3 separate regions of the Mus musculus genome follow, and all the other regions are linked to region 1. Evidence: chromatin loops called from intact Hi-C (ENCODE). Cell type or tissue: gastrocnemius. All regions are shown on one strand.

Evidence for each region. A loop is a pair of places that touch in the nucleus more often than their neighbours do. Peaks named below come from ENCODE experiments on the same cell type or tissue, not always from the same donor. Only the 100,000 strongest peaks of a DNase experiment are listed, where the experiment ranks them.
Region 2: a loop joins it to region 1, with 7 times the contacts of the local background. A loop is called at or near these places in 25 of 42 quality-filtered maps.
Region 3: a loop joins it to region 1, with 15 times the contacts of the local background. A loop is called at or near these places in 21 of 42 quality-filtered maps.

What each region holds. Positions count from the first base shown.
Region 1 is chr4:142,150,649-142,158,648 of GRCm38, reverse strand. Kazn (kazrin, periplakin interacting protein) reads left to right here. Exons shown (of 18, transcript NM_144531.3): 7 at 4,049-4,219; 8 at 7,614-7,803. Among named protein-coding and RNA genes, the nearest start is that of Gm35581, 28 kb to the right of the region's middle. In gastrocnemius, no CTCF peak of the experiment used is centred here; DNase peaks (open chromatin) are centred at 1,901 and 4,952.
Region 2 is chr4:142,244,660-142,252,659 of GRCm38, reverse strand. No RefSeq gene overlaps it. Among named protein-coding and RNA genes, the nearest start is that of Gm35531, 10 kb to the right of the region's middle. In gastrocnemius, CTCF peaks have their summits at 3,096 and 4,053; DNase peaks (open chromatin) are centred at 3,093, 4,058 and 5,761.
Region 3 is chr4:143,016,828-143,024,827 of GRCm38, reverse strand. No RefSeq gene overlaps it. Among named protein-coding and RNA genes, the nearest start is that of Mir7021, 120 kb to the left of the region's middle. In gastrocnemius, a CTCF peak has its summit at 3,364 (motif pointing right); DNase peaks (open chromatin) are centred at 3,389 and 3,963.

The DNA of each region.
Region 1 (8,000 bases):
TAACCACATTATGGAAGTGGGCAGAGTTAGCCAGGAGCATCGAGAGACAGCAGGGCGGTCTGTCTACAGAGAGGGCTCTCCGAGGGCTTCACGGAGGAGGTGCCTCAAGACTTGGGCTCTCTGTTAGTTACTTTTCTCATGATAAAACACCTGATTACAGCAATTTCATGGGGAAGGGGTTTGTTTTGGATCAGAGTTGGAAGATATGGTCCAGTCCGTAGTGGTGGAAGAGATGGGAGGTGGTGGGCCACATCTCATCTGCAGTCAGGAAGCAGAGAGAGATGGATGCTTCACTCACGGTCTCCTTATTCAGTTTGGACCTCTAGCCCATAGGATGGCGCCACCCACATTCAGGGTGGGCCTTTCCACCTCAGTGAACCCCATCTAGAAACTCCCTCACAGAGCCCCCTAGAGACCCATTTCCTGTTGAGTTGACAGTTGAGATTCACCACCCTGGGCTCTGCGAAAGAGAAGGAGTTTCTAATTACGTGATGGATTTGGTCAGTGAGACTCTGTATGGAGTATGCAGGGTGAACTCCTGCCCCAGTTAGAGTCCATTGCTCACGAGCGACTATTGAGAAGGTGTTTCGCCCACTGTTGTGCAGGTCAGAAAAAAAATGGGTCAACGAGATAGCACAGTGAGTAAAGAAGCTTGCTGCTAAGCCTGATAACCTGAGTTTAATTCCTGGGAGTCGCATGATGGGAGGGAAGAAGTGGCTTCTATGAGTTGACCTCTGTCCTCCATATGCCATGTGGGCAGGGCTGCCATTGAGTTGTGTACATGGACCTGAAGTAGAAGTGTTCTTCCATGTGCATCTTCCCTGTGTGTCACTGGGTCTACAGTGCCTGACAATTTGAGGGAAGAAGGGTTTATTTGGGCTCATGGTTTCAGACCGTCATGGAGGGAAGTTAGTAGCCGTGTGAGTATGCAGCAGAGGTGCTCACGTGACCAACCAGGGAGCAGAGCACAAAGGCTGGAGGAAAATGTAACGGATTCAGAGAGCAATGGCTGGAGCGACAGCAGCCTTAAAAACCTCAGAGGCTTTTACCTCTAGTACTCCACCTACTTCTGCCAGCCAGGCCCCACTTCCTGAAGGCTTCACGCTCCCCAAAGAGTGCCACCAGCCAGGGCACAAGCAGGCAGAATGTAAGCCTGTGAGTGGTATTCCTGACTCAAACCTAACAGTTCAGCCTGCAGTTTTGGGGACAGGAGGGCCCAGTGGGTCTTCAGTAGCAGTGGTGGCAGACAGTGCGATGGGCCCAGTCAAGGAGGCCACCTCTGAGCTGCAGTTAGAGGCCAGTTGGCCGAGGCTAGATTGGAATTGACACTATCCTCACGTGCTCACTGCAGGTGACTCTCTGACACATCCCTGGCATGCAGAACTCTTCCTTCCTGAGGTCAAATGGCTCTAAGCAGCAGTACAGGTGTCATCTGCGTACTCTGTATGTCCCCCCCCCCCCCCCCCCGCACTGTTGCTGTGGCATGCATGCATTCAGGCAAGCCAGGGGTGTAGCGTCTGAATGGCTTGTGTCACCCAGGCCCACTTTGCAGACAGCAAGACTAAGATGCTCAAGAGGCTGGTGGCTGATCAACACCAATTAGAAAGAACTTGGGATGCCCCTTATGTGACCTGGGCAGGCGTTCTACCCACATATTTACTGACACCGTGCAGGAACCAAAACCCCAGCCCTGGTTTTATCCAGCCTCTCACGACTTGTGTCTGGTTACCAACACATCATTTGCATTTTATGTTTTAAGGAAGTGAGTAGCATTACTAGAACTCCTCGCTGGTTCCCCAGTCACTGGGCTGCAGGCTCTCAACCTGCCATGGCCCACTGGCTTTTTCTGGAACCTCCCCAGGCCTCAGCTGGAGCAGGTGGGGACAGCAGGGACTCAGAGCTGCTGGCAAAGATAAGACTTGGCCTGTCCAGAAAATTCTCAGAGTTCCGACATCGCAGAAAACTGTGCCAAAGACACATGCCCTGTCCCCTGAGTGCAGCTGGGGACTGTCCACAAACCCAGCTGGAGATGTCCTCATAGCAGGCCAGGCAGCCAGCTCCAAGCTGGATTCGAGATAATCCTGGTACTGAGTCTGAGATACTCTGTCGTCACCACCCCACCACACCCAGTCTCCTGCAGCCTCTCGTCACTGCCCATCTCAGACCCCTGACCTGGCCTGCAAGGCCATAATGATCTAGCCTTGTAGCCTTATCCTGCCCTTGTGAGTTTCAGGCACTTGTCCCTAGGCCCTATCAAATTCTGATCCCCGGGGAAGGAATTCCATAGTTCTGTCTTTGATTCCTCCATGATCAGCAGTGGGCTGAGGGTGCTTATCCTCTGGGCCTCAGTTTACCTCTCTGTAAAACAGGAATAATTGGAGTCTCCACCTCATGGGTGGGTGCGAAGTTCAAGTAAGAGTCATGCATGCAGAGCCTGCAGCACTGCCCAGGACTCTTGGTGACTGCTACTGCTGAGCCTGTTGGCCTCTGCCTGGGAACAGTGTCGTGGAGACACTGAAATACCCACAGACCTTTTTCACCTAGTGTACAGCCCAAGGCTGCTCGCAACCAGCAGAACAGGCGAAACCTCAGCGATAACAAGGATTGAAAGGGTCTTAGTGAGTCTTCCTCCTACCTCAGGGTCACCAGCCAGCTCCCAGGGCTGCCCAGCTCCTCTCCAGGTCTGTTTCTTCAGCATAGCCTCAGCAAGCACAGCATTATCTGGCTGTGTCTGCCTCTCGTTTCTGTTGGTGGGGTGAGCGTCAGGTGTGAGCAAGGACTGGCTGGAGAGAGCGCTAGGCTGTCACCCTAAGCCGGTGTTCCAGGAAGGCTTCTTGGAAGAGGAGGTATAAAGAGGGATCCTAGGGAGTGAGGAGCTTGCTGGCAAAGCCCCAGGTCACAAGGCTATCTCAAAATGCATGCAGGACAGATGGGGAAACTGAGGCCATGCTGACCTGCAGGTATTTGCAGAGCCAGGACTCTCTCTAGAACATTCGACACTGTTGTACATGCTGGAAGCCACATTCACGGAGAAAAGCTGGTACCCCTTGGCCTCCTGGCCTTGCTGGTAGAGACCTTGGATCTGGTTTAGATGTGGTGGTTTGGTGGGATGGGCTGAGTACCCCCAAGGACCATCCTCTTGAGAAGACAGCAGTTTCAATACCACCCCTGTTCAGAGGTCAGGGTCTGCCCTACACCTGGCTGGCACCACCCCTGGCAGCCATGGTTCGTACAGGAAACGGAGAGAGGCCTTGGCTGGTGGCAGGAGGAGTTTCTTCCTCATGAGACTGAGTGTCGCCTTGTAGGGTGGCAGCAGGCTCCTGTGGTAGCCCAGGCGGTCACCGCTTCAGGTGTCTTCCTGTACCTGTTTAGCTTTGACACAGTTCCTCGGGCAGGAGCTGGGCATTCGGAGTTGGCAGAGTGATTGCCTAGCGGGTGGGAGGCCCTGGGCTTTGTCCCCAGCACCACAGCAGAAACCGGGCCAGCACTTGGGAATTGCAGGCAAGAGAACCAGAAGTTTAAGATTATCCTTGGCTACATAAAGAGTTGGGGGCGAGCCTGGGCTCTGTAGGGACCCTGATTCAAAACACAAAACAGAACACCTCAAAGCAATCAACCAGATAGATAGATAGATAGATAGATAGATAGATAGATAGATACATACATACATACATACATACATACATACATACATTAATTAATTAGTTAATTAATTAATTAATTAAATGACAGAGTCTCCTTCACTCCAACCCTTTTCAGACCCTACTGTGCCTTCTCCACATGAGGTTGTTCTGTCCTTGAAAAGAATCATATATATTTCACCCTGCCCCCGTTTTCTGAATAGAGGCAAGCATTTGCCATGCTCTCTCATCGAGAAAGTGGTCTCTGGGGGTGTCCAAGGTGACCACCCCATAGCTTTCCCACCTCACACCAGGGCTTTCAGCCTTGTGTTTGGGATTCCCCATTCCCCTGCCCACCCAGATGAGCCCTTCCCCCCCACCACCACCACCACTTTACAACCCATCCCCCCCTCTCATCCCCACCACAGGAGAGTGAAGACGCAGTCAAAGCACTGGCCAAGGAGAAGGACCTGCTGGAGCGAGAGAAGTGGGAGCTTCGACGGCAGGCCAAGGAAGCCACAGACCATGCTGCGGCCCTGCGCTCCCAGCTGGACCTCAAGGACAACCGCATGAAGGAGCTGGAGGCGGAGCTCGCCATGGTGAGCCCGCACTGGGCACTGGCTGTGGAGGAGCAGCCTGGAGCACTCAGAGCCCCTGAGGGAGAAGGAGGCTAAGGGGAGAGCAGTGGGCTGTGTGACACTCCTGAGTTGGGGACCTCCTGAAGCCCAGGAGCACTGGCTTTCTGGGAGGCCTCACTTGGCCACATGTCCCTACAGACTTCGAAAATGTGGGGCAATGGGAAGGCATATTGTGGTCCAAAATAATCATATTATTTTGGTAAAATATCTAGGAATGTTAACATCTCAGAGTCCGGGGTTACAAATAACAGTATCTACCTATTTGTGTATATACACTCATGTTTCTCATGACATAGTTAGGTATAGCCAGAACACACAAAGATAGAAAGCCTTTGAAAGCCCCCCTGGACCCAGTGTGTGTCACACACACACACACACGCACGCACGCACGCACGCACGCACGCACGCACGCACGCACGCACGCGGTCTCTCTTAGTCCCCCTCCCTTGTGTGACTCTTTAGTAATGGGATATGTTCTCCAGCAGGGTGCCAGCGTTAGCTAACAGTGCACTTACAGACCTTGACCTCTGGCGCCTCCATCCCTGCATATGCCCTGTAGGGCTCTGGGGAGGGTGTAAGGGGAACAGGGAAACAGCTAGTGCTGCATTTGTGTGCTGCACTGACCTGATGGTTTGCAAACTCCTGCTTCAGCATATAGCCACCCAGAGCAGGGCAGCTGCCTTGTGCAATGCTGACCCCTAGTGGTGAAGGCTGTCAAGGCAGGAAGACATCTCAAGTGGATACTTCCTGCAGCCCTGAGAGGGATGGGTGGGAAAGACCCTGGGTGCCCACTTCACCACAGTCCCTGTGGACAGATGGAATACATCTTGGTGCTTTGAGCCCTGGCCTCAGCATCTTAGTTGTTCTCTGATGTTCCCTATATTAAGAAATAAGTCCCCTAGATTCTGCTCCCAATATACAGGTATACAGCCTGCTTTCCTCTAGCCAGAAACTAAGCTCCCCTCCTCCTCCCTGCAGCTTCGGACCCTCTGCTGCTGGGGGGCCTAGAGCTCTGTCACAGGCAACATCTTCCTAGAGGAAGAGGGAGGATGCCTTACAGGGACTCATGATGGCCCCACCTCCTTCAGGCGTCCCTCTGACTCCACATCCTCCTCATCCCCTTTACCACGTGACAGACTTCAGCACAAACAGGCTGTGCTGAGGACAGCCCCAGACCTTTCTGCTATGAGGCCCAGGCTGACCTGAGGAGCCAGCTCTGAGAGTGGAAATCGCTGAGACTGCAGGCAGCCGAGGGCAGATCTGCCTGGCAGAAGCACACAGGGATTCTGGAAGGAAGTCAGGACCCACAAGTGCAGTAGGAAGTTGGGGGCAGGGCATGTGCTCAAGGTCACACAAAGGTTCCATTACAGCAGGGGCCATGTCTGGCTTTAGCTGGGTTTGGGTCATGTGAGCCTAATCATCCCAACTTAGAAATTCCCAAGAGCCCAGTGCTCCAGGATCAGGATGCTCAAAGGAGGGTAGAGGCCAAGAAAAGAGAAGAAGGGCGAGGTCAGGGTTCAAGAGGGGCTCCCAGCATTGGCTCATACACAGTGAGAGAGATACAGTCGGAAACAGTGTCTGTTGCTGGTGGGAGATGGTCCACACAGCCCCAGTGAGCCATCTTTCTCAGAGATTTCATGGCTCACGCCTTTAATCCCGGCACTTGGGAGACAGAGGCGGGTGGATTTCTGAGTTCCAGGCCAGCCTGGTCTACAGAGTGAGTTCCAGGACAGCCAGGGCTACACAGAGAAACCCTGTCTCAGAAAAAAAATAAAATCAGGTTCTATGTGGGCAGAGTTGAGACGCTCCCATGTCTGGTGCCTAAGGGGATTTCCCACTTGTCAGATAGTCACGTCCCACTCCACACAGAGGACGTCCCACTCCACACAGAGGGCCCACCCCTCCTGACCCCGCTAGGGGTGAGGTCCTTCATCAACCAGGGGAGAAACCAGGTGGGAATGGGAGGGCATCGTGTCCAGGCCTCTTCTTGTGTTGCTTGCTTTGTGGGTTGGTCTGGGTGGGTCTCTGCTTTCTGTGTATGTGTGAGGGATGCTCAGGAAAGGGCGGCCATGATGGACCTTTCCTTTCCTCCTCCCACTCCTGCCCTGCCCTGAAAGAGCCTGGAGAGTTACCTGGACTAACTTTGAGTATGCACGAGTCTGTGTCTAATGCAAGCTCCCTTTCTTAGCCAGCAAACTTTAAGAACCTGTCTGGTAAAATCCCACTTCCCACAGTGGGAGTAAGAAGATAACTCATAGCTAAGCTGTCTCTGACCTGTGCCCTTCACAGAGGCACTCTCTCTGCCCCGAGCTGACCCACGTGTAGCACCCAGAATTGTGGCGGCTCCCCTAAAACAGGCCTGTACCTTGAAGCCCAGGCTCTACCAGCCTTGTGTTCCACCAGCTTGGCTCTTCTGAGCTAATGCTTTGTGCTCTGCTTTCTACATGGCGGCCCAGGCTTTCAGCTGCTAACAGAGGGGCCCGGATAACTAACTGTGCATCATGGTGGGGCTGCCCTGTGCATCATGGGGTGTTTGGGTGCTTTCCTGACAGCCTTGGGGCTGACTTCTCTGCCCATGACCCCCACTCTTCCCAAACTCAGGCCGAGACCTGCCTTCTCCCAGGTTTACCCAAGGACACCCCCTACACCTCTTCCTCAGGCCTATCAGACCTTGATCTGCAGGCAGCCAGGAGGAGGCTCTGATTTCACCCTGGCCAGAGCCTGCGCATAGAAGACCTCAAAGCCTGCCAACACAGTGACACACTTCACACCTCCTAATAGTGCCACTCCCTATGGCCAGGCATTCAAACACATGAGTCTACGGGGGCCATACCTTTTCAAACCACCACAATGTGTTAAAGTGGAGACAGGATCCCTGGGACTTACTAGCGCAACAGCTTTAATCTCATTGGCAAGCTTCAGAGAGAGATCCTGTTTCAAGAAACGAGGTGGGTGGCTCCTGAGGAGCAATACTGTCATCTTGATGTACAACCGTCACACAAACAAGCATGTGCATACATGGGCACACACCACACACACACACACAGAGAGAGAGAGAGAGAGAGAGAGAGAGAGAGAGAGAGAGAGAGTCCTGACGTGTCCTTGGAGAACCCAGAACCCAGAAGTGATGCCCGCACTTGGGTTCCCCCATATGTGGTCTCACCTTGCTCTTAGTGGGAACTGAAGGTGAGACCCTACTGAGCGTGGGTGAGACTTGCATCACTTTCTGGTGGCTCACTGGTGCAGAAGTAGAATTCTCGGCCTTCTTGCCATGGTGAGAAGAGGTGCCAGGCAGCTGCCCGAGAGGTCCCTCTTGGTTACATTTTCTTCTTCCTTTCTCCTGCTCTTACTCCAGGCCAAGCAGTCCTTAGCCACTCTGACCAAGGATGTCCCCAAGAGGCATTCCCTCGCCATGCCCGGTGAGACGGTGCTCAATGGCAACCAGGAATGGGTGGTGCAGGCTGACCTCCCACTGACTGCTGCCATCCGGCAAAGCCAACAGACTCTCTACCACTCACACCCTCCCCACCCTGCAGACCGGCAAGGTGAGTCCTGCCCAGCTTGGGCCAGCAATAAGGGGGAGTCACAGGAGGAGGCCACTGGATGCAGTGGGAAAGGCAGCTTCTTTGTTCATACCACGGCAGCCTGGGGCAGCACAGGACAAACTATGATGACTAGTCTAACTGAACCTACTTAGAGATGGCCTTCATGCATAGCTGAATCCAGAGACTCAACTGTGCCT
Region 2 (8,000 bases), 94 kb before region 1:
ATGATGGGGTAGAGGCCCATGTGAATGGCATAGAGTAATACTTTTGTGTCTCATCAGGACATGAACTGACTGTCTTTAGGTAAGATGGGGGAAGGGCTGGTGCCACAGAAAGGACCCATCAGGGGTCCAGGGATCCAAGAATCCCCGACAGAGAGAACACAGAACAATGAGTGTTAGGCATGGGGGTCCACATCAGCCTCCTGGCACTTGGGAGGTGGAGGCAGGAGGATTTAGAGTTCAAGGTTATCCTCCGCTACACAGAGAGGTTACCCTAGGCTGGACCACATGAGACTCTGCCTCAGAAAAACAATATAATAATAATAAAAGCAGTAAGGATAAATGCTCACATTAGGCCCTGGGGACAGAGAGTTCCATTAAGGCTGGCTCCTACCTTCCAGTGACAGGGGCTAGGATCTGACCAAACCCTACAGCTGCAAAAATCCCTGAATCAGCTCCATGGGCTCCTGGGTGTGGCAGAAACCATCTCTACCCAAAGGTCACATCTCTAAACCAAAAGAATGCAGCTTAGCTCACACTGCACCAAACTAAACACATGCTTGCTTGTTTGTCTGGGAAACTTCATGGGGGGTGGGGGGGTGGGGGGGATGTCAGCGCTTCCTGAATATCTGTTCAACAAATCTGCCTCCCGAAACCCATTTCAAAGACAGTTGGAGGGTGATTCAGGGGAAAAGAATTTAGAACACATTCTAATTAGTCCCACTGGGACCAGGGGCCAGGTCAGTCTCCAGCCCTGAGAACCTAAACCCCTTTCCCCTGTCCAGAGAGCAGAATGATGGGCCAGCACTCGGGAAAAGCCCTTTGTGCAGCCCATGGATGTGAAGCCTGGCTCCTTCCTGCCCTTTCCGGGGCCTCTGCAGTTACCAAAGCCCGAGATTTCAAAGTGTCATCTTCATGTACAGAGGTGACGGGGGCGGGCTGGGCTCTGCCTTCAGGATTGGAGAAGCGGGAGCAACCATGGCTGATGTGCCCGAGCATCCGTGGGTGGGTGGCAGGCATGCACAGCCCCTAATTACAGAGAAAGAGACTCAGGCGTGTGCAGGCAGGCCTCCCCAGAGCCCAGGCAGGTGGCCTCCCGGTGAGGAAGGCCCCCAGCTTGGACTCTGAATACAGGAAACTGTCATTGTGCAGGAAGGAATGTTATATAACTCTGAGCCCACAACCTCTGGGAATGTGACCTTGTCTGGCTTTTCTGCCTTGGTCTGCCCACTTGGGAGGGGCAAAGCATAGGGAGGTCTTCGTCCAAGGGGGGGAAAAAAAAGGTGGTCCTCAGCCCCATTAGAGTCATAGCTGTCTAGATGGGGGCTTCTAGACCCCACCCCCTCTGCTCCTCATTCAGGAAGCCCAGGTGTGGCCAAGGTGCTGTATCTCATCTTAGCAGCAGTTGTGTGGGCTCAGATGTGTGCCCCAGGTCCCACGGCCACACTTTGAGGACTCCTGACTCAGGGATTCCAGAAGCAACCTCCGGTGGGTCCTGGATTCACTGTGTGCCCACCCGCCAAGTGTCTGAACCTCTCTGAACCTCCAATCTCCTCTTACCCACACTGCTTTGTCTCTGACCAGCCAAACCACTCCTGGGGGGGGGGGGGTGCCTAATTACTGTTTGTAGGGAGCTGGGAGATTTTTCCCACAGAAGAAGCAGGCCTCTCTTCCTCTGTTGTAACATGCTCAGAGCCGCTGGGGAGCTGACTCTAGGAGAGAGGGGCAATTCAGCATCTATGACCAAACTCCTCTCCATACCTGTTCTTTTTCATTCTTTTCATCCCTTCTTTTTATTTCTTATCTTTGAGTCAATCTAGCTTCAAACCCCCTAAGTAGCCAAGGATGACCTTGAACTTCTAATTGCTCGGCCATCATCTCCCAAGGGCATCATTGCAGGCTTATAGCTCCATGCCCACTTTCATGTGGTACTAGGACTGGAGCCCAGGTCTTGGTGCATACCGGGCAAGCACTTACCAACTTAGGCTTCATTGCCAGCCCTCACACCCATGGTCATTTCTCATCTCAGCATTGGACCAGGACCATCCCACGTACCAGGGTCAGGTTAAGGACAGGCATGGACTCTAAACAATGCAGGCTGAAGGGGTGAATGGACTCTTACTGTCCAGGCTCTGAAGCTGACTGCCTGTGTGGCTGGCTGTCTACAGTGACATGGGCTGTCCCACCCATAATCCTCTTTCCTCTGTATGCAACATCCATGCCAAATACATAGGTCTTCTAACCTCCTCATGCGTCTTAGGAAACAAGCCCAGGACAGCGAGCAGACTCCTAAGTCAAGGGCAAGAGCTGATGGAAGACTGGAGGTCTTATTGCCTCCTATCCACCCGAAGACCTCTGCGTTGCCCAGAGTGACCTTGAACTTATGACCCTCCCGCCTCTACTTCCTAAGCACCAACACCACATAGTGTGTTTTTGTTTCTTGTGTTCCTGCAAGTCATGGTGACAGCAGTGACACTGGCAAAGAGGCAGAGCATGGGGAGGGCGAGACGGGGCAGGGGGTGGGGTTGCAGGGGGGGCGGGAACAGAGCCCAGCCAACTGGGCAGAGCTCAGGAGTGCTGAGAACTCAGCAGGAACCACCAGTGTTGCTGGGACCTGTCCTGGGTCCTTGTGCCATCGCCTGCCTTGCTATGGTTGGCTTAGCCCCTATGCTAGATGCTTGGTTCCCAGCATGGTGCTTCTGGAAGAAGATGGACCCTTGAAATGGAAAGCTGTGCTGGGGGCTTCCAGTCATGGAGGCCTTCCTTAGAAGAATGTTATGCGACCCCCTCACTTCCTCTTCCTCTCTTTCATCTACCAGCTTCTAGAAGAGTGTTGTTTTCCACCACAGGGTCTCCATTGAAGTGCTACACTACCCTCCCCCCATACACACCCGCACCCCACACCTTCACGCAACTCCCCTCCCCAACCTCGCACCATCACATCACAATGCACGCATACCCCAGAGGTGAAACTGCCTCCCATATCAGAGCGAGACATATGCAGACCTCTATACCAGCTGCAAGAGTCCCTTGGGGACTCAGAAAACCTCTCCAGGGCACTGGCTGTGTTTGACTCTTTGCTGCCTCCAGTGGCCACTGTTAAAACGGCAGGCTCACCTCCAACCTCAGGAAGGTCTCTGAGATCATAGGTTGGCTCCTGCGAAGCTTTAAGCATTTTGACTTTCTATACTGAGTATCCTGGGGAGAGGGAGGGGGCAGAGTCTCACAGTGACGCAGCTCCACGGCCTAGGACAGGGCCTGGCTATGGAGTGGCACTTGCTTTTGGGTCAGTGAGTGACTGAAGATGCACTTAGCTAAAGCACTGGTCTCGGTTTAGAAGCTATGTGATCCTGGGCACATCCTTCCATGCCTCTGTGCCTCCGCTGGAGTAATTATGGTGAATGGGAGACTGCATGGTGCACAGACCACGCTTCCTGAGTTTGAATCCCGCTTTCACTTTTTTTCTTGATATGTGTCTAAAAGGAACTTGCTTAACCTCTCTGAAGTTTGTTATTCCTCATTGATAAAAATAAAGACTATAATATTACTTATAGATCTAGGCTGGGGACTAAATGGGGACTAAAGTGATGTGTGTGTGTAATATTATTGATCACCTTTAACAAAAATGATCATGTATATCCACTAATAAACTTATAATATTTGCATATTATGTACTCAGTAAGACCGAGCACAGAAGTGGAAATACTCTATCAACAGTAACTTGTATCTTTATGTGTGTGCACTCTCTGTGTTTATGTATGTGTCTATGTGGGTGCACGTGTGTGCAGGTGCATGGTGCATGCCCACTGGATAATTCTTGGTCACAGAACTGGAGCTCACTGGTTCTGCAAGTCTGGCTGGCAGCAATCCCCGGGGTCTTCCTGCGACTACACTACCACCCCTGGCTGTTTGTGAGGGTGTGAGACATCTGTATGCAGATCTTTAAGCCTTCTCCTCTGCCATGGTAACCATTATCTCTTCTTGAACACTAGCTGGGGTATGGCCCGCAGGAGCCCCGGGACACAGAGCTTTTAAGAGGAGAGGTGCAGTTCCCCTTTTGACCACTGGGGGCAGCCATGCATCAGGAGTGGCTGACTTTTTGCTCACGAGTGTGCAAGGTTTGAGATTGCAGGCTGTAGCAGAGGGCTTACTTAGAATTTGTGAGACCCTGGGCTTGACCTTAGCACTGAGGAAAGAAACATGCCCTTGTGTAGAGGGCAGGTCCCCTCAGCAACCCCCATCCATCCACCATCCCTCTCACCCTGTTTTCTTATCCAGAACATGGGGATATATGTGGCTTTTCAGGGATGAGTGAGCACGGTCCCTGGGGTGATGAAATATTTAGTTTATCACACCTATTGCCAAATTCATACAATGGCTGTTAGTGTGCAGCCAAACTGCATGGGTCTGAGTCTCAGTTCCATTAGGCAGTGGCTGTGTGGCTTTGGGTAAGTGACTCTCTGTGCTGGTGACAGTACCCTTAGCCCTGAGAGAGGGGGTCTATTGTATGAAAAGCATACAAAGTGGTGTCTAATGAATGTTAAGTGCTATATAAATATTTGCCAATGTTATTGTAACATAGATCTTTTGTTCTTTAGTGGTTTTGTTCTGAAAAGCCTCTGTCTTTTAAACTTCTGTTGGAAACCTCCTGACCCACACATAACAAGACTTAGAGGAGAAGAATAATAGGAAGCCCCAATTAGGAAGAGATTTATCCTCTCGTTGTGGAAAGAATCCATCTTGGAGCCCCAGTGTGGTGGCTCATGTCTGCGGTCTCACCCTTTGAGAGGTAGGGTCAGGAGGATCAGGAGTTCAGGGTCATCCTAGGCTACTGAGAGCCTATTTAAAGGAAAAAAATCTGAGCATCCTAGTACAAGTGCATACCATTAATTCCAGAACCTAAGAGGCTGAGCCCACCGGATTCCGTGAGTTCAAGGCCAGCCTGGCCTACCTAGGGCCAAGCCAGTGAGAGGTACAAAAGGAGAGCTTGTCTAGTAAATGTAAACATAAAACTAAAAGCAAAAACAACAATCAACTTGAGGGAGTTGGACTTGATGGTTCCTGTCTGAAATCTCAGCGGGGAGAAACTGAGGCAGAAGAAGAGTATTTCAATGTCGTTCTGGGCAATACAACATGTTCAAAGCCAGCCTGGGCGTGAGGCGCTGCTTTGGAAAGAATGGAACTCGGAGTAGACTGTTGTTGTTCCTATCTGAGAGTCCAGTACTTGGGAAGTAGATGCAGGGGGATTACCAGCAAGTGAAGTCGCTTGCTTGCCACCACACCTGAGAGCAACCTGAGTTGGATAGTTTCTACGAGCTGCCCTCTGACCTTCACAAGTTCACACATGTATCCACAGGCACAACACACACACACACACACACACACACACACACACGGTAATAAAAATATTTTTTAAAAAGAACGTAATGAGACCCTGTCTCAAAACAACTGAACAGTGGACACAGAGGCCAGCTACATCCTGGGAAATGCTTTAATGCCCTCTGTTGCCCAGGGATGGGCCTCAGCCTCTGCCTCTAGACAGACCCTTTGGGGACCACTGAAGGAACAAGACCATGGCCAGGGCATCTGGGACCCCGAGGAGACTGTCAACGGGGCATGGTGAGTCTGTGACAGACTCACAAAAGATTCCAGCTCACAGGGCAGATGGTGAAGGGGAGTTTGGGTCAAATCCTTCACCCACTGAGAACCAGGTCTGAGCAGGGCTGGGAGAAAATCCCATCTAATCCTTCCTGCTGCACCTGTGCCCCAGAGCCCTGCTGGGATCGCCAAGGAACGGAGAGAGGATCAACACTGTCCCCCACCTGTGGCCTCAGCCACAGAGGCAGCCCAGGGCTTGCCAAAGGGCTTCAAAGTCCCTCAGGAGTCCCTAGGAGACAGCAGCTGCAGAGGGACTCTGTATCTCAGGAACGATGGCTCTGGCTCATTACTTAGCTTCTCCTAAGAAATGTCCTTCCCTTGCAGGAGCTGAGGTTCCACTGAGCCAGGCACAGCTCAGAGATTGACAGTCACCTCAGCTCCCAGCAGCCTCTGGTCAATCCAGCCAGCAGCCACCACAAGCATCAGTCAGCGAGGCCAAAGCCGCACAGCTGAAATATATGGCCTGAGACGTGAAACTTGCTCTTGGTTTCCAGAAATGGTGTCTCTGCTTCCTGTGGTGGGAAGCTTCCAAAATGTCCCCCGTGACCCCCATTTTGCTGTATCAACACTAACATTTAGTCTTTCCCAAGGGCACAAGGGACCTAGTGATGCACCCCATGAATAGGATAGGAAAATGGTGATGGGTACCGTTGCTAACGTGAGGACACACTGGCTTTTGCTCTTTTTCAGAGCTCTCTATGGGGCACAGGCTGCAACCCTGAGAGCAGGGGCTTCTGGGATTCCTCCAGGAGGAACCAAATCTCTGCGTGGGAGTGAGCTGGAAACAGGTGCTTTCCAGGTGAACCTTGAGCTGACAGCAGCCGCAGCAGGCACACTGCTGCCACCTACAAGTGATTTAGAACCACAGTGGCCTGCTGAACACCCCCCTCCGCCCCCACCACACTCCATCCTTGCCCACCCCACCCCCCACCCTCTGACATGCCCTACTGTGCCTGCTCCCCTCTCCTGACCACCCATGTTTTGTATCACTATGTCTGGGATGACTTGTTACACAGCAGGAGGAGACTAATGTACTTCCTGTTAATAATTGCAACACACACACACACCACACCACACCCACACACACACCACACCACACCCACACACAGACACACCCCACACCACACACACACACACACACACACACACCCCACACCACACACACACACACACACACACACACACACACCACACACCACACACACACACACACACACACACACACACACCACACCACACCACACACACATACACACATACACACACACACACACACACACCACACACACACACACCTCACACCACACACACACACACACACACACACACACCACACACACACACACCTCACACCACACACACACACACACACACCACACACACACACACACACACACACACACACACCACACACACACACACCTCACACCACACACACACACACACACACACCACACCACACACCACACACACACACACACACACACACACCACACACACACATACCTCACACCACACACACACACACACACACACACACACACACACACACACATACCACACCACACACACATCCACACATACACACACACACACACACACCTCCAAGAGAAAGAATAAAAAAGACAGAGATTAAAAAGCTGGACATAGTAGCTTATACTTCTTATCCCAACACCCAAGAGGAGGAAACAGAAGGATAAGGTGTTTGGGCTAGCTTCAGCTAGATAACAAATGTTAGGCCAGCCTAGCCTACATGAGACACCATTTTAAAAAACAAACACACATGAAAAAGTATTGGGCCCGCTAGACCCCTCTACACACTCTCTAAGCCAATGTTCTGCTCGCTTAGATGTAAAATTAAACAACCATGTTCCCCTGGTCACCCACCAGACCGGGCGCCAACACTGCAGCCCAAGTCTCCAGATTCTCTGAAGTCTTGCTGGAAGGGGAGTAAACAGCAGTTGTCAAGACCTACACCCTTGGCAGGTTCACAGTCCATAGCATGTGGCTACGGTGTATGCTATTGGAATTAGTATGGCCACAGTTAAACCTATTCTGTAGGGATTAGCAGAACCTTGCCTGACTGACTTCTTGGGTTCAAAACCAGCATCACATAAAAACAGGCCCGGGATCCCAGCACTTGGGAGGTAGAAGCAGGAGGGTCAGAAGTTCAAGGTCACCCTTGGTGACATCAGAAATCTTCAGCCAGCCTGAGCTACATGAGACCCTGCCGATAAATAGAAGGGGCTGGAGAGACAGCGTGGTGGAGCAAGAGCTTGCCTTGCAAACCTGGTGACTGGAGTTCTAGCCCTAGAACTCACGAAAGGGTGGAAGGAGAAAAGCAA
Region 3 (8,000 bases), 870 kb before region 1:
CAGTAAAGTGGGATAAGAATATTCGCGTCCTAACGTGAAAGTTGAATTAGCTAATTGACCACAGAGCTTGATACAATTTGACATATGCTCAAAAAAATAGTGATTAGGGTTGTTCATTCTTCAATAACCTTTAAATTAATGTTAAGTTATTACATAAGGGCTGGGGATGTGATTTAATAGCAGAACAGTATAGGACTCAATAGTAGAGCATTTGCTCAGATTGCATGATCCCCAAGGCAAAAATATACCATACATAAACTACTATCTATTATATAATTAATAACCTATAACCAAATAAATTAAAAGCTATTCTGGTTAGATCAGATGCAATTGTGTGCAAGTGTGTTACTGTGTTACTCAGGAGACTGATGTGGGAGGCTCACATACACTCAGAACACAACCCAAGAAGCCAGAAGAAGGAATTGAGATGAAATATGAATGCATAGAACCCCTATTCATTCATTGAATTATAGCGGAAAAGTTCTCAAGCCTAGGGAAGAAACAGACAGGCAAGCACAGTAACCATTAGGACCCCAGACAGACACAGACAGAAAAGAACTCTACAACACTCACTTAAAATGCCAAGACTGCAGAACAAAGACCGTTAAATGATGGAAGGAAAGCTCATCAGAGTAACACCAAGAAACCTTAAAAGCTGGAAATTCATGCAGTGATATATTTTAAGCCCTGAAAGTCAATAATTGCCAACAGAGATTATTATATCCAGTGATCTTTAAAAATTGATAAGGAAATAAAGACCTCATCAGGCAAGCACTAAATTAAGCAGTTTGTGATCATCAGTTATCTCAGCCAGGGCAACATAGGCAAGAATAGGTTCTATGGGAAGAATCAATGGATAAGTGAGATTTAGGAAATACTCAATCATATCCAAGACCGTAGACTAGGGGTCAAGTTCGAATAGATTAGAATAAAGAGTATTTGAACCAATCCTGAAAAACATGGCCAACGGAACCACAGGAACCCTCTCCATAAGCAACTTAATGATATAGTGTAGCAGGCTGAGTAAACAAACCTAAAGCAAAGTAAGCAACTTAATGATACAGTGTAGCAGGCTGAGCAAACAAACCTAAAGCAAAGAGCCAGACAAAGCCTAAGTGCTCATCCTCTGTGAGAGAACACACCTCACAGGCAAAGACATACACAGACGGAGTGAATGGGTGTAGTCAAGATGGCAAGTTATAAAAAACCAGAAGGTGCTACCCTCAGACCTGGTGATGTAAACTGCAGACAAAATTAATCAGAGATAGTCAAAGCCACTGCTTGTTGATAAAGGGAAACCCATTCAGAAGATATCACTAGTATAAATGTGTATGCAACAAACATTGACAAAATCAATCTTACGAAGTAGCGCTGCTAGAAGTAAAGGGACTGATAGGTCTGGATATTATAGTGTGGGATTTCAACCCAAATAGATAATGCAGGCCCAAAACTCTTTCAGTTAAATTGCACTATAGATCCAATGTATTTACAAATCATCTACAGAATATTTTACCCAATAGCTGTGGATACACATGCAGCTGGCCACAGAACATTGAATGGAGCAAGACTTGGCAAAAACACCTCCCCAAAACCCCAAAACAAAACAAAACAAAACCAAATAAACCCCTCCCAACAAAACCAACCAACCAAAACAAACTCTCCAAACCTTCAAAACTTCAATTTTATCAGATTGCAATGAAACACATTTGGATATCAGTAGTAACAGAAACTACTAATACACTATACTAAACAATATGTGATTGAATGAACAATGGGGTCTTTGGAAAAATCAGGGAGGGATTGAAAGAATTCCTGGGATAAAATGAAAGTGAAAAGGACTTATCAGAATGGTTAACTTACAGCAATGGGAGTCCCAAAATAGTTATGAGTGATTATGTTAAAAAATAAATGTTTGGGCCAGCAAGATGGCTCAGAGGGTAAAGGCACTTGCAGCCAAGCCTTGATGGCTTGAGTTCTGGTGGAGGCAGAGAACCAACCGACTCTTGTCTTTGGATCTTTGCATGTGCAGCATGGCATGTGTGCATGAGAGGGCACATGACTGCATGAGTGCATATGCACACACACATACATTAAATAAATATCTAAAAAGCCAGATTCTAAATAAACAACTTAATAATTTATCTCAAGGTCCTAGATAAAGCAGAACAAGTTAAATCCCAAATCAGTAGGTAGAAAAAAATAATACAGATTATGGAAGAAAGAAATGAAAGGGATGTTAAAAGAATAATACAAGGTGCTAGAGAGAAGGTTCGGTGATTAAGAGCATTGGCTGGTCTTCTAGGAGAGCAGGGTTCAATTCTCACACCCACAGGGTAGCTCACAACTACCTGTAACCCCAGTTCTAGGAGATCTGGAAGCCTCGCACATATGTCATAATCCCTTAAGAACAACATCCAAAGCTGACCTCTGGCCCTATATGAATGTGCACAGATGTGTATGAACATCTGCACATATAGGAACTCTCTGGAGCACACACACATTTCATGTACCATGGGCTTGCTCACCTGTGTGGTCTACAGAGTTCTAAGCATGTTGAAGGTGGACAGGGCTAAGTGACAATGTTTGGTGGACAGCCAATACATTTTTTGACTTAAAATAATTTCAGCTCAGTGGGATTATGGAGCCGTCATCTGTGGAAAGTGAAGCAGTGTAGACTGGGGTGTGTGTGTGTGTGAGGGGCTGAGCAGAGGGACCCACAGGTAGGAGGATCTTGAAGAAGAGATAGTGGTTCTGGCCTCAGGAAGTCACAAAGTCACCCCTGGACAGTGTGGGACATGAACCCTCTTCTGGGGCTGACTGAAGCTAGACAGAAGGGAAGTATGAATCTCCGTGCTCCCAACATGTTTGGTGCTCATCAGCTGGAGGTGGGTGGTTTTCACTATGATGGTCAGCTTAATGGTTGCTGCTTCAGAAGGACTGGCATGCTGAGCCTCCTTCAGGGGTATCGGTGGGGCCCTCACTATCTTGCACCATGAAGATGCAACTGTGCATTGCTCTGGCCATGCTCCCTGAAGGCATCTTCCTCCCGGCACCATGATCTGCATAATTCTGGTGCTCAGTGGCATAGTGGAGGACTAGCAATGTGGGACGCACCCCGTGTAACCTCTAGAACAGGAGCTAGGCCTTTGTCACCCCACCCGCAGGCCAAGCACAGCACCACATTGTCTGGAGCTCTAGGACTGGAATTACATGCTTTTCCATGTGTCTTTTAAATTAGCTGTGTCCACTCTGCATTGTCTGGGGTCTTAGGAACTGCACAGTACTCTTCATTCCTGAGCTTTTCCAACCTCACTCTGTCTTTCCTGATTAACGTGGTTATTGAGCTTGGAGTCCAGGAGGGGGCGGTAGAGGACAGTAGAAAGAACGCCCCGAGTTAGCTGAGCAGCCACATCTGTGCTGCCCTTGCTGCTATCAATGGGGTCCTTTGGTGCAGCTGTGCTTAACCCTCTGAGGCAGTGCCAGCTTTCCCTGTACCCCACTTCTCTTCCCTCCCTTTCCACTCTGGTCTGGCCCCTTTCCTCTCTGGTTCCTCTCTTCCTTCACTCCTGTCTCTCGCCTTTTTCTGCCTCAGGGACCCCCGTCTCTCTCCTTGCTCCCTTTCTCTAATGGTACCTGAGTTGCTCTTGAAGGATGCCTGGGGACCAGGAAGGAAAGGTGACAGGAGTGAAAAACAGGAGACAGGAATGTGAGGGACCGGGGCGGATCTCACAGCTCCTTCTCTGGGCTTCCCCTGACCTGATTCTATCTGCCTTCCATGCTCTCAGCAACAACAGTGGCTTTCCATACCTGCTCTGCAGGAGGAGTACTGCAGGACTGACCGTGTGGGAAGCCAAGTTCACTGACCTGGCCTAAGAGTATGGACCACTGAGGTGGAAACTGGTGGTATACAAGCTGGTGTGGCCTCGCCATGGCAACACAGGCCAGCAATGAAACCAGAATCTGTAGCCAGGATGGGCCACTGCCAACCTCAGATGTTCCCCACAGCAGCCTGTCTCCACATGCGGGCCATCTGACACTTAGCACGTGGCTCATCTGATGTGCTTGCTGTGGGTGTTAGAGCCACATACTGGGTTTTTAAGGAATTGGAATGAAAAAGTAAATATAAAAGTATGACACTAATGTTGTTTTATATTAGTAATGTGCTAACATGATTAGTTTCAGTTATATGGCATCAATAATGGCTATTAAAGTTAATTGCACCTTTCCGTGTTTTAAGAAATACAAGAAAATATAAAGTCCCAGATGTAGCTTACATTGTAGTTTTAACGGTCAGTGCTGGTCTGGAATTTATGGCCCACCACCTTATTCTTTATCGTCTTCCCTTTCAATTGCAAAGAGACAGGTTCTCCATATGTTATCCAGTCTGGTGTCACACTCCTGGGCTCAAGAGAGATCTTCATGCCTAAGTCTCCTGAGAAGTTGAGACGACTGACATATACCATGATGCTTTGCTTTCAAAATTTATTTTAAACCACCCTGATCTATACTGTGTGTATTTAGATGTCTTGCTGTGGCCACATGACCAGGTGCCCATTCTTGCCACCCTGCAGGGAAGGAAGAGTCTCTTTTAGAATTTTCTCCTGGGGAGTTGTAAGCAATGCCTACCCCGTCTCATAAGATCCCAAGAACGAACCAAACTGTTGCTTTGCCAAAATGCATCCTGGGAGTCAATGAATTTATTAGGGTCATTGGTAAAGCATTGGTTACAGGCAGGAGGGTCAATGACCATAAAGTAGCCTCAGAGGAAGGCTTGTGGCTAGTGTGGATGGGAGCTCCCTTGTCAAGACTGCAAGATGGAGCACCCTCCTGTTAGCTTTTCCTAGTCTCTGTGCCTAGCCCTTCCAGCAGGACCCCTCTCCACTTCCAATGACTCTCCCCACCCACTCCTTTTGTGAGGGACTGCCATTCACCAACAAGCCTAATGGTGATAGACTCTTGAACGTGGGCACAGTTGATCTGGTAAAGATGGCACCTGCCGTGCTCCAGGACCAGGTCCTTCAGAATTGGAAAGACTATGCTGAGGAACTTCCAGGCTTCAGAAGATCCTCCTCCAACCCAGAGGGGTCTTGGGACAATAAAGGGAACCACCCTTGGGAACCACAAGCATTAAGCAATGTAGCCATGGAGACTGTGTGGCCTGAAGGCAAATGAAGGGGCCTTGGAACATCACAGTGTCACAGTCAATTCACTTCTGAGCCTCCCTCTCCCCACCTGGAAAACTGAAGCAGGATTGTGACCTACTTGCTCCCTGGTTATCCTGTAGAGCCCAGAGTTGTTAAATCCATCCTGAGTATAGGAATGGCGTCTGTGAAGGTCTGCTTTCGAAACCAGCCAGGGACTGGGGTGTGAATTCAGATCTCAGGACCAGTTTTTCTAAGACCAGAGAGGGGGCTTTGTCAGGCAGGAGTCTATATGCTAAGCCCAGATGTGGTGCTCTGCACACCTGCCCAGGTAGCAGCTGCTTTTCTCCTGATAGGCTTGTGACGTTGTATTGTAGCACATGCTTCCTGAAATGTCCAAGGGGTAGGAAAATGAAGGAGCCTGTCCATCCTTCTTAGGGCTCTGTGCATCACTGGTCCCCAAAGGCCAGAATGGGAACTATGGAAACCAGGAGGCCAGAGGTCCCTCTCCCTCTCCCTCATCTCCCTCCTCTCCCTCTCCCTCCTTTCCCTCTCCCTCCTCTCCCTCTCCCTCCTCTCCCTCTCCCTCTCCCTCTCCCTCTCCCTCTCCCTCTCCCTCTCCCTCTCCCTCTCCCTCTCCCTCTCCCTCTCCCTCTCCCTCTCCCTCTCCCTCTCCCTCTCCCTCTCCCTCTCCCTCTTCCTCTCCCTCCCGTCGAACTGTAGGTCTCCTGGTGCTTCCTCCTTGCCCCCTCAACTCTATTATCCCCAAGGTGGTCATTTCTTGCTGTGATTTCTTGTGGAGAAAATGGTTAGTTTGAGAGTCTGGGTTTAAGTAGCTAAGTGGTGGCTCCTGCCCCTGGGAAGCTTGCATCCTGAAGGCAGTTCAACAAAGGCTGCTAAAGCTGTCATCCTTTAGGGAACCCAGGGATGGCTGCTCAGTTCTTGGGATGTCTTCCAGGTTTATAGTAAAGAAAACAGGACCATCGGGAGAGATGATTTGCATTCGTGGCAAGCGACCCCTGGCATTCCCAAGCTCAGAGTGGGGTGGGGTGGGCAGGTTTGCTGGATTGTAAAGAAGCCCTGGGAGACTCAGAGCTTTGGAACTTTCACTGCGGGTCCTGATGTGCAGTAACTCCACCCCTTCTGGTGTCTGCTGTTCAAACTCTAACCATGTCCCCACCAGTTAATTTTACTGTTCTCCATTGTTAGGGACCCCCCCCCCCCGCCTTCCCTTCACCTCCGGAAGCTTTTTTGTGCCACCGGCTCTGTTTTCTCATTGGTCTCTCTTCTGCTCCTTTCTCACTCTTGGGGCTTGTCCCTTCTGGTCTTCACTTGTTAGGTTAGAGCATAATTCCTGGACAGTGCATCAAGCCAGGCTCAGCCATTCATTCTCAGAGAGAGAGAGAGAGAGAGAGAGAGAGAGAGAGAGAGAGAGAGAGAGAGAGAGAGATTGATTTAATATGACCACACTGGGAAGAGGACCACAGCTTACCAGTGATCTCCCTAACCCTTAGTCCATCTTAGGGGGGCCTAGAATGAGGTTTCGGTTGGGAGGGCGAGCGGTAGGCATAGCTAAGCAGTCCCTGTGGATGTGGCCCTGCCTCTGGTCTCTCTGTGAGGTGGTCTGACAAGCTGTAAGTCTCTCTTCTGGAGACAAATTCCCACTCTGGCGGGCGACAGTCTCTGGGCTCTCTCCTCCTCCCAGCGTGAGACTTCCGGGGAAGTGTCTGTTCACCGGTGGCGGTGGCGCTGTCTCAAGGGTCTGGTAGCCGAAGGGAAGCACACAAGGGTCTGTTTAGAATATTCATGCCTGCCAAGCTGGTTACAGCAAGGCTACCAGGGATGCTCATGTTGTCAAAGCCTTTTGCTTGACTCCTTAGTGGCAGCGACACAGATGATGGACTGTCTTGTCCTTGAGATGACCTCTCTTCTTCCTTGGTAGATGCTAGGCCACTGTTTTTCCCTCCCTAGTTGACTTCCTCCAGCCTCAGATTCAAACGCCGTGTGCTTGCTAATGCCTCGCAAATCTACAGCTGCAGCCAAGCTAAAACTGCCTACAGGTGATCTCTTCTCTCTCTCTTTGTGTCTCTGTCTCTGTGTCTCTCTCTCTCCCTCCCTTTCTCTCTCTTTCTCTCTATTCCTTTCCCTTTCCCTCCCTCCATCTCCCTCTTCATCTCCCTCCCTCCCTCCCTCCCTCTCCCCTCTCTCCCCTCCCTTTCTCTCTCTCTCCCCCCCCCCCTCTCTCTCTCTCTCTCTCCTTTCCCTCTCTCTCTCCTTTCCCTCTCCCTCCCTCCCTCTCCCTCTCCCTCTCTGGTGTGTTATATGTGTCTGCATGTGCACATGTGTATATGAAGCCCAGAGGCTGATGTTAGCCCCACCCTCACTGAGCCCACCAATTCAGCAAGATGAGCTGGCTGGCAAGCTCCAGTGATCCTCAGTCTTGACTTCCCCAGGGCTGGGGTACAGGCGCACACCACCACACCTGATGGGGGTACAGGCGCACACCACCACACCTGATGTTTCGTGTGAGCCTTGGAGATTCAAATGCAGGCGCTCATGCCTTGATGGCAAGCATTTTACTAACTGAGCCCTTGCCCCTGCCCACTGTGTGGGTGTCTAGCTGGCATCTCAAACTGCAGGATACTTGGTTTCCACCCCACACATTCTTCTCCACCAATTTCCTCCAGTTATTTATTGAACAAATATATTATTCTGGCTGTATTATTATTTGCTGTATGCAAGAGAATCTTTTTTTATTAGATATTTTCTTTATTTACATTTCAAATGCTATTCCGAAAGTCCCCTATATCCTCCCCTCACCCTGCTCCCCAACCCACTCACTCCTGCTTCTTGGCCCTG